Regions from separate parts of the Homo sapiens genome. Here region 2 is linked to region 1. A link is a contact called in ENCODE Hi-C or POLR2A ChIA-PET data. All regions are on one chromosome and are shown on one strand. Each heading gives the region's core, a stretch centred on a gene start or an enhancer-like site at or near the end of the contact. The rest is flanking DNA. Distances are from core to core; before and after follow the strand shown. Region 1 overlaps MYO1E (myosin IE). Region 2 holds the start of MYO1E (myosin IE).

Evidence for each region. A loop is a pair of places that touch in the nucleus more often than their neighbours do. ChIA-PET counts read pairs that join two places held with the same protein, here RNA polymerase II (POLR2A). Pooled maps may share reads with other maps.
Region 2: a map with no recorded cell type shows a loop between it and region 1 (2.2-fold over the local background). The contact joins the promoter of MYO1E here to the enhancer-like site in region 1. A Hi-C loop is called at or near these places in 12 of 168 maps with a recorded cell type or tissue (B cell, Calu3, GM12878 and 8 more), 2 of 37 single-sample maps with no recorded cell type and 10 of 50 pooled maps. POLR2A ChIA-PET finds 5 or more read pairs at or near these places in 15 of 52 experiments (A549, AG04449, AG04450 and 11 more).

What each region holds. Positions count from the first base shown.
Region 1 is chr15:59,326,537-59,334,106 of GRCh38, forward strand. The region is part of intron 1 of MYO1E (myosin IE); the gene reads right to left. Among named protein-coding and RNA genes, the nearest start is that of MYO1E, 43 kb to the right of the region's middle. RefSeq lists enhancers at 1,285-1,634, 2,046-2,547. Within about 2 kb of position 3,260, at least 7 of the 41 ENCODE cell types and tissues checked have a DNase peak (open chromatin) inside an H3K27ac peak, as active enhancers do; they include B cell, GM12878, HCT116 and 1 more, where a contact is called at or near this core.
Region 2 is chr15:59,370,539-59,377,121 of GRCh38, forward strand. It overlaps MYO1E (myosin IE), which reads right to left and starts at 2,333. Exons shown (of 28, transcript NM_004998.4): 1 at 1,960-2,333. The coding sequence starts at 1,962. RefSeq lists a silencer at 1,278-1,597 and enhancers at 1,613-2,116, 2,117-2,621.

The DNA.
Region 1 (7,570 bases), core at 2,010-4,509:
TGGGTGGTCAGTCTGAACCCATTTTTCAATTTAAAATCACAAGATGTTTTTCAATGTCGTATCGACACGTGATAACTGTTGATTTTTTAATTATTATTTTGAGCCTAAATGTCTCCTAACCAAGAGATTTACATTTTCATGATTTTACCATTCCATTTTTGTCTATGAACCTTGCTTTTGTGTTAAAATATGTACTGCTACTTGCATAATTTATAGCTATGCTTTAATTAAAGATGATGTATTCCTACATAAATTCTTCCCTTTGTCAATATGGTAAAAAGGACATTGGAAACACAACTCGAAAGCGACCTGTTCAGAGTCTACCTCTTATGGGCTGAGTGACCAAGACCTGCCCCCTGCCCCCGACTCTACTGTATGTAAAAAGGTTTTATAAAACAGCAAGTCAGGGAACCACTCAGGGAACAGTGGGGAGAATGTAGGACAATCCTGAGCACCAGGCTTCAGGCAATCAGGCACCTGCACCCAGAGGAACTGGAACCTAGGTGGGGCTTTTCGGGTGGGGTCGCAGTAGGGAAAGAGAACTGAAGAGGTAATGATACCATCTCCCTTTATGGGTAAGGCGTTTTCTCACTTGACTCTTCCACAGAGTGCACACCTCCATGCAGGAGTCTCCCATGTAATCCTCCACCTTGTGTGGACCCAAGACTTTGCTTTCTATTCCCATGGACCCACCAGTGCAGCCGTGGCTCACCGCTGGGCACTGCTAGCCTTGATGCCTGCTTACATCTCCATATACCTGCTTTTTAAAAGGCACTTTGTACATTTTTCTTTTTTTTTTTTTATTTCAGAGATGGGGTCTCACTCTATCACCCAGGCTGGAGTGCAGTGCCAGCCTCGACCTCCCAGGCTCAAGCAATCCTCTCACTTCAGCCTCCTGAGTAGCTGGGACCACAAGTGTGCATCACCACATCTGGCTATTTTTATTATTATTATTATTTATAGACATGGGGTCTCCCTATGTTTCCCAGGCTTGTCTCAAACTCCTGGCCTTAAGCAATTCTCCTTCCTCTGCCTCCAAAAGTATTGGGATTGCAGGTATGAGCCAGCACGCCCAGCCATTTATTTACTTTTTAAACATCACTGTTAAGTGGACAGTGCAGGAGGGTATAGTGGGATGGCAGAGAGACCAGTTAGGAATATCCTAAATCATCCTGACCGAGAATTGCCTCTCCAGCTCGCTGAATTAGGAGGGCAGCTATAGAGTGGGGCAAAGCTGTCAGATTCGATGTATTTTTATAAGCAGAAATAACAAGATGTGCTGACAACTTGTACATGAAGGGGCTGAGGGATGGAGTGAAGTTAAGGAAAGGCCAGGGTGGACTGCCATTTCCAGACATGTCTTGGGAAGGGCTGAAACTTCTCATCAGTGGGCAAAGGAACGTTTGCCACATTGACACCCTCTCCATCCCCAGCACTTCGGAAGCTGTGTTAAAAGAGGAGATGGTGGGCCCAACAGCCTGGGCAGAAGTGTGGAGGCTTACCCTGCTAAAAGGAGGAAGTGGAGGAAAACACAAAGCTCCATGGTGGGGGGGTTCCCCCTCTCAAAGGAGATGGGGCTGGGTGGCAGAGGTGTCAGCAGAGGGTGAGAGAAAGTTCACCCTGACAGATTAACTGGGCAGCAAACGGGCTTGCAAAATGTGGCCTTTGCTCAAACCAAAGGTAGAATGTGAGAGTGGAGTAGTACATTTTCTTGCACTGGGGAAGTGACCTTCTGCTTAGTCCCGTCTACCTCCCAGAGTGTGGACCAGAAGAGAGATTCTGCAGGAGGAAAGAGAACTTGATCCATTGCCAGGCTCAAACCTTCAAGACTTCTGAAAAGGAACCCACCTTCATTGGGGTGGCAAATTGACCAGACAATGAACTTTCTGGCCCCTCTCCCAATACACGCTTGGTACTGGGAGAGGGGCCAAAAAGTTCATTTTTACAACCTCTATGAAACCCCAGTTGTGTTGTTGGTATCTCTTCATTTCATGAGACATAAATTCATAAATTAGTATTACTATACTTAGTATTTTATAATGACCAGTTATAGAAACTTAAAGGACATACACAACTCCAGCTGTGCAGAGATGACCCTGATCAGAATACAGATGTTTTGATCAACCTGCTACACATAGCTGTTCTGTGTGGAGGGGACCTCATCAGCCCTCAATATATTGGGCAATCTGTAGAAGACTCTGGTGTGGAGCATGCAAGGCCTATAGAGTTAAGCATTTAGGGCATGTGAAAAATCTAAGACACTGGTAAGTGAGTAGGTCCCAGGGCTACTTCTACCCATACGTTTGAGAAAACTAAGGCAGGGGTGTGTTACCCTCTTAGACTCTGTGGGAGGGCATTATCATCACAATTTACAGACAAGGAAACTAGTTCAGAGAGGTTAAGAAACTTTGCCCACAGCTAATCAGGACAGGGTTAGAATTTGAACTCAGCATCCTATCAATGACACCATAGCTGCTTCACGAAGATGACTGTTATCAACAGAAGGTACGGAGGACTCAAAATGGGTAATGTAAGTAATAATGAGAATATTATTCATGACAACAGTAACAATTAACATTGACTGAATGCTTACTGTTAATTTAACAAATGTGTGTTGAGCTCCTCACTATATGCCAGACACTGCTGGAGGCACTGGGAAGACAGCTCCTCCATGGAGCTTACAATCTAGTAAAGACTCATGCCAAGTCCCATGAATTATTCCTCTTAATCCTCAAGCAACACTATGACGTAGATACTGTTCTAACCTATATTCAGTGTGAGAGTCAGAGTGGTTAAAGGACTTACCTAACGTGCCATAGCTAGAAAGTGGTGTCGAGCTGGGGCCAGAGATCCTGAGAATCTTATGATCAATCCAGTTCATTAGGTACCCAATAGCAATCCTAAATGTGCATTGTTGGAGGAAAATGGACCAACGACTCAGAATGTAAACATTTCGGGTAGCCCCAAACCAAAAGAGATTTGACATCCATTCAAAAACTGCAGGAATACTCTAAAGAACATTCTAGGACCTCTGAAAATCACAGGGTGGTGAGCAGCCCACCCAAACTTTCCCACAGTCTAGTGTGCCTTCCAAGTTCATGGTCTCATATGACTCCATATGAAAACTGCCAGCCGTCAAATGCTGGACAGGCCAACTTCCTGAATAACCACCACTTTTTGATTCTCTCCTAAGGTCTTTAAAAGAGCAAACCACAGCTATTCTCACTTCCCAGAACCCTTTGCTGATTACAGCGTGAGATCAAATCCCCATGGACAGGGCGGACTGGTATTTCAAACATGAAACACTGGAATGCAGATTAATAATTTACCAATGACTGTAAACGAATATTATTCATGGAGGGAAAAAACTTCTCTCTTTTAAATGGGAACCCAGTCAGATTATCTCAGTACTTTAAGAAGCAAACTGCAAAATACCTTCTTAGAATTCAATATTTATTAACGCTGATGCTTTATTTTTTAAGAATTAACCATTCCCAGCTTCAATATTCTGCTTCAGCATAAAGTTCACTTTATTCTGCATGTGGATTTCTGTATTCTCTGCCCAGATAAATTAATACATATTCCAGAGTCTGGGGCCACGGTCAATGAAAAACCACAGCAAATTCCTAAGCAGTAAGAGATATTCCACATGGCTTGAAATGGCTGAAGGAGAATTTTTTTAAGGTTAAGAATCAAAGTGCTGTAATTGAAGATCTTAAAATCAAGCAGCAAGGCATTCTCAAGGTACCTAATGTTGACTTCAAGGATCATTTAAGGTAAACTTCCCTCTCCTCATCCTTCCTTGCTCACCCTCGAATCCAGTTTCCAGCTTTAAGAGTGGAACATTGCTGACATTAGGTCGGTGATGTTAACTTAAATTGGCAATGCAATGTAAAAAGTGGCAGGCAAAGTACGTATAACTCAATTACTTGAAAAAGTAAATATCCCCAAATATTCCCAAGGTCTGTTGTCAGGTTTTTGCCTAAGTCAATCTATAGGTACATGGCACAGGGAGGTACTGTAATAATAGTCTTTTGTAGGTAAATTTCTAAGCAAACTGCTTTAAAAAGCTATCCTTGATTCAACTTGCAGGTATTTACAATAGCACCCTCCATTCCATTTAATATTATAAGTGCACCTGTCCCACCTTTATGAAAATCATGTAGAACAGGAGTCAGCAAACTACAGCCCGTGAGCCAAATCTGGCTCAATGATTATTTTTAATTTTTATTTATTTGTGTTGGTTTTTTGAGACCGAGTCTTGCTCTGTCACCTAGGCTGAAGTGCAGTGGTGCAATCATGGCTCACTGCAACTTTGACCTCCCAACCTCAGACGATCCTCCTGCCTCAGCCCCTGCAGGTAGCTGGGACCACAGGCATGCACCATCACGCCCAGCTAACTTTTTAAAAATCTGCGGAGATGGAGTCTCCCTACGTTGCCCATGCTGCTCTCGAACTCCTGGGCTCAAGCAATCCTCCTGTGTCGTCCTCCCACAGTGCTGAGATTACAGGTGTGAGCCACGACGCCCAGTCTGATTGTTTTTGTAAACCAAGTTTTATTAGAAGACAGCCACGTGATTTCATGCTACAATGGCAGAGTTGAGTAGCTGTGACAGAGACTGTATGGTCCACAAAGCCTAAAATATTTACTATCTAGCCTTTTACAGAAGAATTTTGCTAAACCGATGTAGGATCAATGAGGAAAACCTTGAAAGATGTGACAGCAGCCTTGCTCAGTCCACAGGTGGACTCACTATATTATGGACACAGTAAGTGACAGGGCTTTTAAATCACAAGCACCTTCCTTTTCCAACCCCCATCTACAACTGGGGAAACATCTCTGAACTAAGGGAAGAGCACTGATATGAGAAATCAGAGGTCAGCAACATATCAGAAAAGAAACAACTGAGAACCAAGAAACTGCCCCATATTTCAGATGAGATGGGAGAGGTAGAACAATATATACAAACGGCAAGAAAAAGATCAGATAGACTCTCCTCTCCTAGAGATCGCAATCAACTTGATTATCAACACCAGCCCCAAATTGTTTTTTATTACAAAGGTATGTAGACACAGCACTCTACCACTCCAAAAATACTAAGATGGAAAGAAATGAATCCCAAATTTTCAACAACTTATATCCCTTCCACCATCTAAATTTCATTAGGTTAACAGGTCAGTAGCACATCTTTAAAAAGTATAAATAACTCTGTTAAAGTAATACCTGTCAGTCATTTTCACCTTGATGAAAATTATTAATGTTTCAATCAAATTTTCTTTTCTGTTTATATGTAGCTAGTTCTGGCTCTACAATTCTATAATTTCATGGTTTGATTTCACTGCATGCAGCTCTCTTTTATTATTGCAGGGCAAGGGTGATATTCAAAAGAGATGAAAGGAAACAAAGACTAATTTCACAGTAAGGGTAACGTGAGGCTACTACAAGTGGAATGAAGCCCAACGGCTCTCTTCTTTAGCCTGAAATCTAGGTTCTAGATAAAAATTGGGATGCGTATAAATTAAATTTAAAAGCAAAAGTATCCTACCATGTTGCAGTAACTTAGCTTTTCCTTCCTTTACCATTTTGTGTCCTAAAACAACTCTGTGAGTAGAAATAGATAATGTAGACATTATTTCCATTTTGCAAATGAGGAACTGTGTTGTCTGAGAGGTTAAATCACTTGCTCAAAGTCACGGGTAAGGGAGAATTCAAAGTCTTCTAACTGCCGCTACTTCTTTTGTGAGACAAAAGTGTGTGATAGGATTTACTGTGTCCAAGAATGCTGCCGATTTAACGGGAAGGAATCCTGGGCTTTTGTACAGCAACACATTTACCTTCTCAAAATTAAAAAGTAAACCCATTATTTACAAATTACAACTTGCAATTAGATGGGAAGAAGTAAGCATGCTGATCTAGGATTTCCATTATGTGGCTGACACTAGGGAGGCCACGTCCATTCTCATTAGAATACACAGATTACTAACCTGACAGCAGCAGCAGTCCACAGACAGGTGTTTCTAGATGTAGTGTCCCCTGTGCTATAAATCCACAGCAGGATTGTCAGTGATGTGTCTGATGCTACAGCCACATAAACTAACTTTCCCCATCACTTAGATCAGGCATTTTTGCTACTACTGAACAGAAGAGAGTTCAGGAATTGACTTTGCTGGCGCTCTATTTTTTTTTTTAATTTAATTTTTTAGAGACGAGGTCTCACTATGCTGTCCAGGCTGGTCTCAAAGCCCTGAGACCAAAGCTCAAGTGATCCTCCCACCTCGGCCGCCCAAAGTGTTGGGATTACAGGCATGAGCCACCACGACCGGCCCTGGGATTCTATTGGATGCAGCCAATTTCTTTGTCAAGATTGGCTCCATGCTGTTATTTAATCAGGTGTTTCCTACTGTGTAGACAAACCTAACAGCTCTCCATCTTAAAAAAGGAGTGAGGAATTGAGCTGGACAGAGATGTGCATTCCAAATTTTTCTTTCCTTTTCATAAAGACTTGATCGTCTTATTTATCTGGATTGGCCATACACAGTAATCTCACTAGCTGACAGTTGCTTAGTAAACACAACTGAAGGACAATCCACTAAGAAATGTCACATTTCTTTTAAACTCTGAAATCCTATATCCCAGTTCCACATCTTGCTTTTCAAGTTTCTGTTTTAACTATCCAGCTTCATCACTATCTACTTTCTTTCTTTTTCTTTTTCTTTTTTGGAGACAGGGCCTCGCTCTGTTACCCAGGCTGGAGTGCAGTGGTGCAATCTTGGCTGGCTGCAGCCTTGAACTCCCAGGCTCAAGTGATCCTCCACCACAGCAACCCCCGGAGTAGCTGGGATTACAGGCACTCCACCACCGCGCCTGGGTAATTTTTGTATTTTTTGTAGAGATGGAGTTTTGCCATGTTGGCCAGGCTAATCTCAAACTTCTGGGCTCAAGCGATCCTCCTGTCTCGGCCTCCCAAACTGCTAGGCTATAGGTGAGAGCGAGGTATCTACTTTTGAATCTAGTCCATCTACTCACCAACCTCCCACACCCATTGTGAAATTACTACTACTACCCACAACCCTACCACACAACACTGGACCTATTTCCCATTGGTGAGTGGGTATCCTTCCTCTGAGCAAATGGACTTCCTACTTCTTTCTAGATCCATTCTCTTCCTGCCTGGCTTTCAGCTTCTAGTTTTTCATGCTTTTTTCTCCCTTTATTCCTATGTTTATAGTTGAAAGCTAAACCACAAGAGTGAGTTCAGTAAATATTTTTTGAGCTTCCACTATGCATCTAAGTAAACACTTCAGAACCAGCATATATCCTCATAGGAAAGAGCTACTTCTTCCTCTGAAACCCCCTGGAAATATGCCCAGGTAATAGGGAAGCACATGAAAGGTAAGCGACTTCCTGACTGAATAGACCAATTGCACTCAGTTTTGTGGCAGTGGATATAAAAGAAATATGAAGAACCTCTCGTCAGTGGGGCACAATGACTCACACCTGTAATAGCAATGTTTTGGGAGACCAAAGTGGAAGGATCGCTTGAGACCCGGCTGGGCAACATAGTGACAC
Region 2 (6,583 bases), core at 1,083-3,582, 43 kb after region 1:
ACATGCCCATCTGTGCTGATGGCAGGGAGCCCATCAATAGGGAAGTCACACACTGTCCTCAGATAGAACCACCTCTTCCCTACAGCATGCCTTCTTCGCATGCATTTGACCAACCCTCTACTTCATCTGCAATGGGGCTGAATTAAGCATGGTATCACAGGTTTCGGAAAAGGCAACCTAGAGTATATTTCAGTCCATTCAGCATGAAAAATGAGTTTAACTGAGGGGAAGTTAATTTCCTCAAGGTACCACTCAAGTACTTAAATTCAGTAAGATTCTTTAAGTTCTTGACATAAACACATTGATTTTTTTAAGAAATATTGACCCACGGAAAATGATTACAGCAATTCTCAAGTACCAGGACTATCACACTGCTTCAAGGGACCAGGTGCCCAGTGAGGTAGCTTCACCCAAACACATGCCCAATGGGAATGGTTCTCTGCTGGGGTGAGGGAAGGGGTCCAAAAGTAACGTAGAGTAGACTGACTTCTTAAACCTTAAAACTAGAAGAGGAAATGTATAGACAAAGTGTTCTCTTAGATGGGGCAAAAGTGACTTAATTTTGGACTATGTAAAAAGAAAAGGCTTTGGCCGAGGATGCCTTGAAAGGTTTCTCGTTGATGTTTGTTTGTAATCATTCTTTGGAATAAACAGCACGGGGCAAGGGGGCTTCTGAGCTTTGTGTGCAGGTTTCGATGGGCCTCTGCTGCACTTCCCTCAGGCTGCTCACCGGGATATCGATTTTTTAATTAGTGTTGTGCTGGTTATCATTTTGACTTGGCTTCTCTTCCACAGCCATTAGAAAACAACAGCAAACCAGAAGAGGACGAGATAATCCACCTAAGCAGGACTACTTGAAAAGAAGCAAGTGTGGAAACTATGAAGCCTTGTAATAGATTTTTTTTTTTTTGATGAACTGCCGATCTCTTCAAAATAGAGTCCTTGCTTTCGTGCCCCGCAAAGAAAAGTACACCACGCCAAAGCCCAAGGGAGGTGGCTAAGGTTATACAGGGAGGGAGGGGAGTGTAGCTGGACTGGGGAGTTGGAATAGCAGAAAAGTCACAAGTCAAAGAGGCGGCCCCTTCCACACATTCCCAAAGTGCCAAAGGGAAAACAGCAACAAACTCGAAACTCGCGAGGGCGTCTTCCCGTGCGAAGCGTCCCCTGGATCCCCGAAAAGCCCCGATCCCCTCGCGCTTGGGAAGGGGTGGGGTCCTCTTCAGGAGGTGTTTACTTGGCGTCCGGGGCGCGGAGACCCTCGGGGCCGGCGCCCGGCACAGGTCCGGGGCGGCGTGGTTGCCGCCCGCGCCCGAGTCTCCCTGGCTCTTGACAGCCCGCCGGCCGCCAGGTGCTCGCCCTACCTGGCGCCCCCGCCTGCCTTTGTGCGGCCCGCGCCGCCCCTCGCCAAGGCGGGCCAGGGACCGCCCCCGCCCGCGTGCCGCTGCCAGGCGGGACAGCTGCGGGCGCTGCCGGGCAGCGGAGCGGCGGCGGGGAGGAGAGGGAGTCGGCGCGAGGGTGCCCGGGGCGGGGCGGGCACGGCCGCGGGGAGGGCAGGGGACGCCGCCAGCGGCTGCGGCGCGAGTCTCCGAGCACCTCCCCTGCCGGCTGCGCCCCCCACGTCCCAGCAGGAGGAGGGGACCCCCTCCCGCGCCGTGCCCCTCGCAGCCGATGCGCCCACACCCTGGCTTCCGACAGCTGGCAGCCATAGCAACCCGGCCACAGAAAGTTTCGCGACGCAGAAACCGACTTGGAATAAAGTTTTCCTTGGCCCCTCGCTCGCTCTCCCCCGGCCCGGGTTTACGGAAAGCGGCAGGAAATCAGAGCTCGCGACGTGCCGGCTCCCGCGTCCACCTTCTCCACCCCTGGCCCCGGCAGCGCGCCCAAGGTGGGTGCACCACGCCGGGGTTTCCTGCCCCGTCCCCGGGTCCGGCGTCCTAGGACGCGGCGCGGCCAACTCACCATGGTGACTCGCGCCGCGGTCGCGTCTTCGCCGGGTCCCGCTGCCGGGGAACTGGGGCTGGAACGCAGTCTTCTGGGCGAACTTCAAAAGTTGGTTCCCCTCGCCAAAAACAGGCTCCCGACACCCAAGCACTCACAGGAGCCAATGGGAACCCAGAGGGGACTCCATCCAGGCGGGATTGGCGGTGCTAGGTGAGGGCGAGACGGCGGCGACTTAGCAGGCGGGGCGCATGCTGCGGAGGGCAAGAGTCCACTCGTACTCGCCGGTCGCCGCCGGCCCAGGTGAGTCCGATGCGCTCGGAGCGTCCGCCTCGCTCCCCTGCCTCACTCCTCTTTCTTCGGCCACTTAATCCGTACTCCTCTGGCTGAGTCTCGGCTCGGGCCGGGCAATCTGTCCATAAATGGAGAACTCAGCTCAGGCCTGACCAATCAGGGTTTGTTTTCGTAGCGTCACTCCTCAGGGAAACCGTAGTAGCCAACAAGCTTGGAGCTGCTGGAGTTTCCAAAGATCTCTGGATCCTGTAGTCCTCCTCCCGCGCCAGCCACCGAAGAACGCTGCGGACCCAGCTCGCTCCTGGTAGCAAGACCCGAACTGTAAGGAACAAAACCCTCGTGAAAGAGGAGCAAACCTTTCACTTCGCTGCGTTTTAAGACGAAAGTTAGGGTGGGTTTCGCTTCCAAGTTGAAGGGGCATGATTTTCCCAGAACTTTTTTTTAAGAAGGAAATATTTTATCAGCATAAAACATCAGAGTCGTGGCAGCAGCCCAAAGGAAATCCTTTTTCTTTCCTACGTCTGGATTGTGAGCAAAGTCAAAAATATCATTTCCCCACCCCTCCTTTTACCTGAATTTCCTTGGAAAACAAAGGAAGACTTCCGGCTGCTTTTTCTTTTCTTTTTTCTGTTTTTCTTTTCTTTCTCTTTCCTTTCTTTCTTGTTTCTTTTTTGCACGTTTTGATGGCAGAAAAGTTGTTGCACGTGCAGTGGGCAGAGGGAAGGAGAGAGGAGAGATAGGTGGGAAGAAACCCCATCCAACCTCAGCCAACACATCTGCTGAAAACAATCAGAACTGTAAAAATGCATTATTCCAGACTGTCGAATATCCAAGGAGAAGATTGGGGTGGGGCGGGGTGGGGGGAAGCAGAATCTTAAAATCAAGGTAGGGAGTTTGATTTTATTGTTCTGGAGGCTGAGGAAGTAAATTTGGTGAGTCTTAACAGGCTGCCTTCCTGGAATCTGTAGAAGATAAAATTGGTAAACTTCAGGGCATAGAGAAACTATGAAGCATAATGATATTATGATACTTTCTGAAATTTGGTTGAGGCAGGGCGCTGTGGCTCACGCCTACAATCCCAGCACTTTGGGAGGCTGAGGTTGGTGGATCACGTGAGGTCAGGAGTTTGAGACCAGCCTGGCCACCAACACGGTGAAACCCCTTCTCTACTAAAAATACAAAAATTAGCCCGGCATGGTTATACATGCCTGTAATCTCAGCTACTCGGGAGGCTGAGGCACGAGAATCGTTTAAACAGGGGAGGCGGAGGTCGCAGGGAGCCGGGATCGTTCCACTCTACTCCAGCCTGGGCGACAGAGCAAGATTCTGTCAAAAAAAAAAAGAAGGAAAGAAAGAAAGAGAGAGAGAGAGAAGAAAGGAAGAAAGGAAAAAGAAATTTGGTTGTAGCTCTTCACTTGACTATCTGAGCATAGAGTTAGAAAGGGTATTAAACTTTATCTTGTCTAAAAGGGTAAACAAAATGTTACAACATGGATGAATCTCGAAAATATCGTGTTAAGCCAGGAGCAAAAGACCACATATTATATAATTCCATTTAAATGAAAGTTGAGGATAGGGAAATCTATAGAGATAAAAAGTAGGTTAGTGGTTTGCTAGGGGCTGGGGGAGAGGGGAGATGGAAGTAATTGCTAACAGGTATGCATTTTCCTATTGAAGTGATGAAAATATTCTGGAATTAGTGGTGATGATTGTACAAGTTTATGAATATACTAAAAACCACTGTGTTATGCTTTTTAAATGGGTGAGTCTTATGGTACGTTCATTATATCTCACTTTTAAAAGTTGAAAGAAAATCATATTGTCCAAATTCTTGTAGTAATCATTTACATAGTTTGGCAACAATATAATCGAATGTGTGTTATAAGACAGCACAGCTAAACACTGGAGCTACAACTGGTCCCTGCCCTCACTGAGCTTACAATTTTAGGATGGGGAAAACAAACGATAAATTTTTAGAAAGAATAAATACAGGAAAGAAGCAAGCATAATGAAATGCGACAGTAGTTTTGTGCAAGGAACTGCCATATTTGGAGCTATAGTTTAGGGCAGGAAATTCATCTGACATAGTTATGTAGTATGAATTGGAAAGAAAACAGCATGCCATCTGTACTAGGCATTGCCTAGGTACACACAGACATGATAAAGTCTCAGATAAGTCTGACTCCATATCTCATAGGGAAATATCAGCTTCAGAATATTATTAGGTCAGCCAAGCTCAGTGGCTCATGCCTACAGTGCTAGCGCTTTAGGAGGCCAAGATGGTAGGATTGCCTGAAGCCAGGCATTCAAGACCAGCCTGGGCATCATAGCAAGACTCTGTCTCTATCAACAAATTATAATAATAAAAATTAGCTGGGCATTATAGTGCATGCCTGTAGTCCCAGCTACTTGGGAGGCTGAGGCAGGAAGATCATGTGAGGCCGGGAATTCGAGGCTGTAGTGAGCTTTGATCGTGCCACTGCACTCCAGCCTGGGCAACAGAGTGAAGCCCTGTCTCAAAACAACAACAACAACAACAACAACAACAAAACCTATCAGGAATTTTAGGAGTGTATGAACAGAGGTTACCAAGACGGAAGTGTCAGCTTACCAGTAACACAAGAAACACTACCTAAGACACCATCCCATCCATGGTCAACCCTCATTAGTAGTCAGATTGACATGGGCTTTGAGATGTACAGACAAAGGCATAGTTTGTTTCCCAAGATTAGCCCAGGTATACAATGAAACACTGAAAATCTCTTAATAAGCCATTGACAGTCGACTGACAATTGATCAGTCTTGGATTTATCAAAAACTACCTTGAGACTATTAGTCCATTATATCATCATTTCTGATTTTTTAAAAAAATGTTTTAGCGTTTACTTTTATTGCCCTAATAATCTATAATCTCTTCCAAGTTTCAAGAGGTACATCTAACTGTAGTAGGCAGGACTTTGATGAAGATGTATGCTTGTGTTCATTTTTTATAATATATATGAGATTTTATATGTACATATGATTTATATATGATTATATATCATTTTATAATATATATGAGCATGAGATTATTATAAAGTCATATATATATATAAAAGCAGTTTTTGCCGGGCGTGGTGGCTCACGCCTGTAATCCCAGCACTTTGGGAGGCCGAGGCGGGTGCATCACGAGGTCAGGAGATCAAGACCATCCTGGGTAACATGGTGAAACCCCGTCTCTACTAAAAAAAAAAAAAAAATACAAAAAATTAGCCAGGCATGGTGGCTGGTGACTGTAGTCCCAGCTACTCGGGAGGCTGAGGCAGGAGAATGGCGTGAACCCAGGAGGCGGAGCTTGCAATGAGCCAAGATCACACCACTGCACTCCAGCCTAGGAGACAGAGCGAGACTCTGTCTCAAAAAAAAAAAGGAACATTTTCCCAATTCTGATTTCCATCTGTTTTTCAGAGGATTCAGTAATATATTGCCAAATATTTATTCTTTCTTTTTTTTTTTTTTTTGAGACGGAGTCTTGCTCTGTCACCCACGCTGGAGTGCGGTGGCGCAATCTCGGCTCACTGCAACCTCTGCCTTCCGGGTTCAAGCTATTCTCTGCTTCAGCCTCCCAAGTAGCTGGAATGACAGGCACCCGCCACCACACCCAGCTAATTTTTGTATTTTTAGTAGAGATGGGGTTTCACCATCTTGGCCAGGCTTGTCTTGAACTGCTGACCTCGTGATCCACCCACCTCGGCCTCCCAAAGTGCTGGGATTACAGGTGTGAGCCACCGTGCCCGGCCTTCTTTCTTTTTTTGAGATGCTCTGTCACCTACACTGGAGTGCAGTGGCTCTATCTCGGCTCACTGCAACCTCTTGCCTCCTGAGTTCAAGTGATTCTCCTGCCTCAGCCTCCAGAGTAGCTAGGAATACAGGCGCCCACCACCACACCTGGTTAATTTTTGTATTTTTAGTAGAGATGAGTTTTCGCCATGTTGACCAGGCTGGTCTCTCAAAGTCCTGATCTCAAATGATCTGCCTACCTCAGCCCCCTAAAGTGCTGGGATTATAGACTTCAGCCACTGAGCCCAGCCAGATATTTATTCTTATTCAAGACCATAGTAGCAGTGAAGTGGAAGCAACTTTTAAAATTGTAAAACTCATTCTAGACACATGATGGAGCTAGTCAGATAAGGCTTTGTAAATACCTTGGCATGATTAATTGCATTTTTTCTGGGGCTGAATGAAAAGGAACAAATAAAAAAATCAAAATGAATACAAAGTAAAATTTTCTGTATAAATCTATCAGTGAACTAAATCATTGTTTATGCATTTTGGAAAGCAGCAAGAAAATAATATCGAGCAATAAAACTAG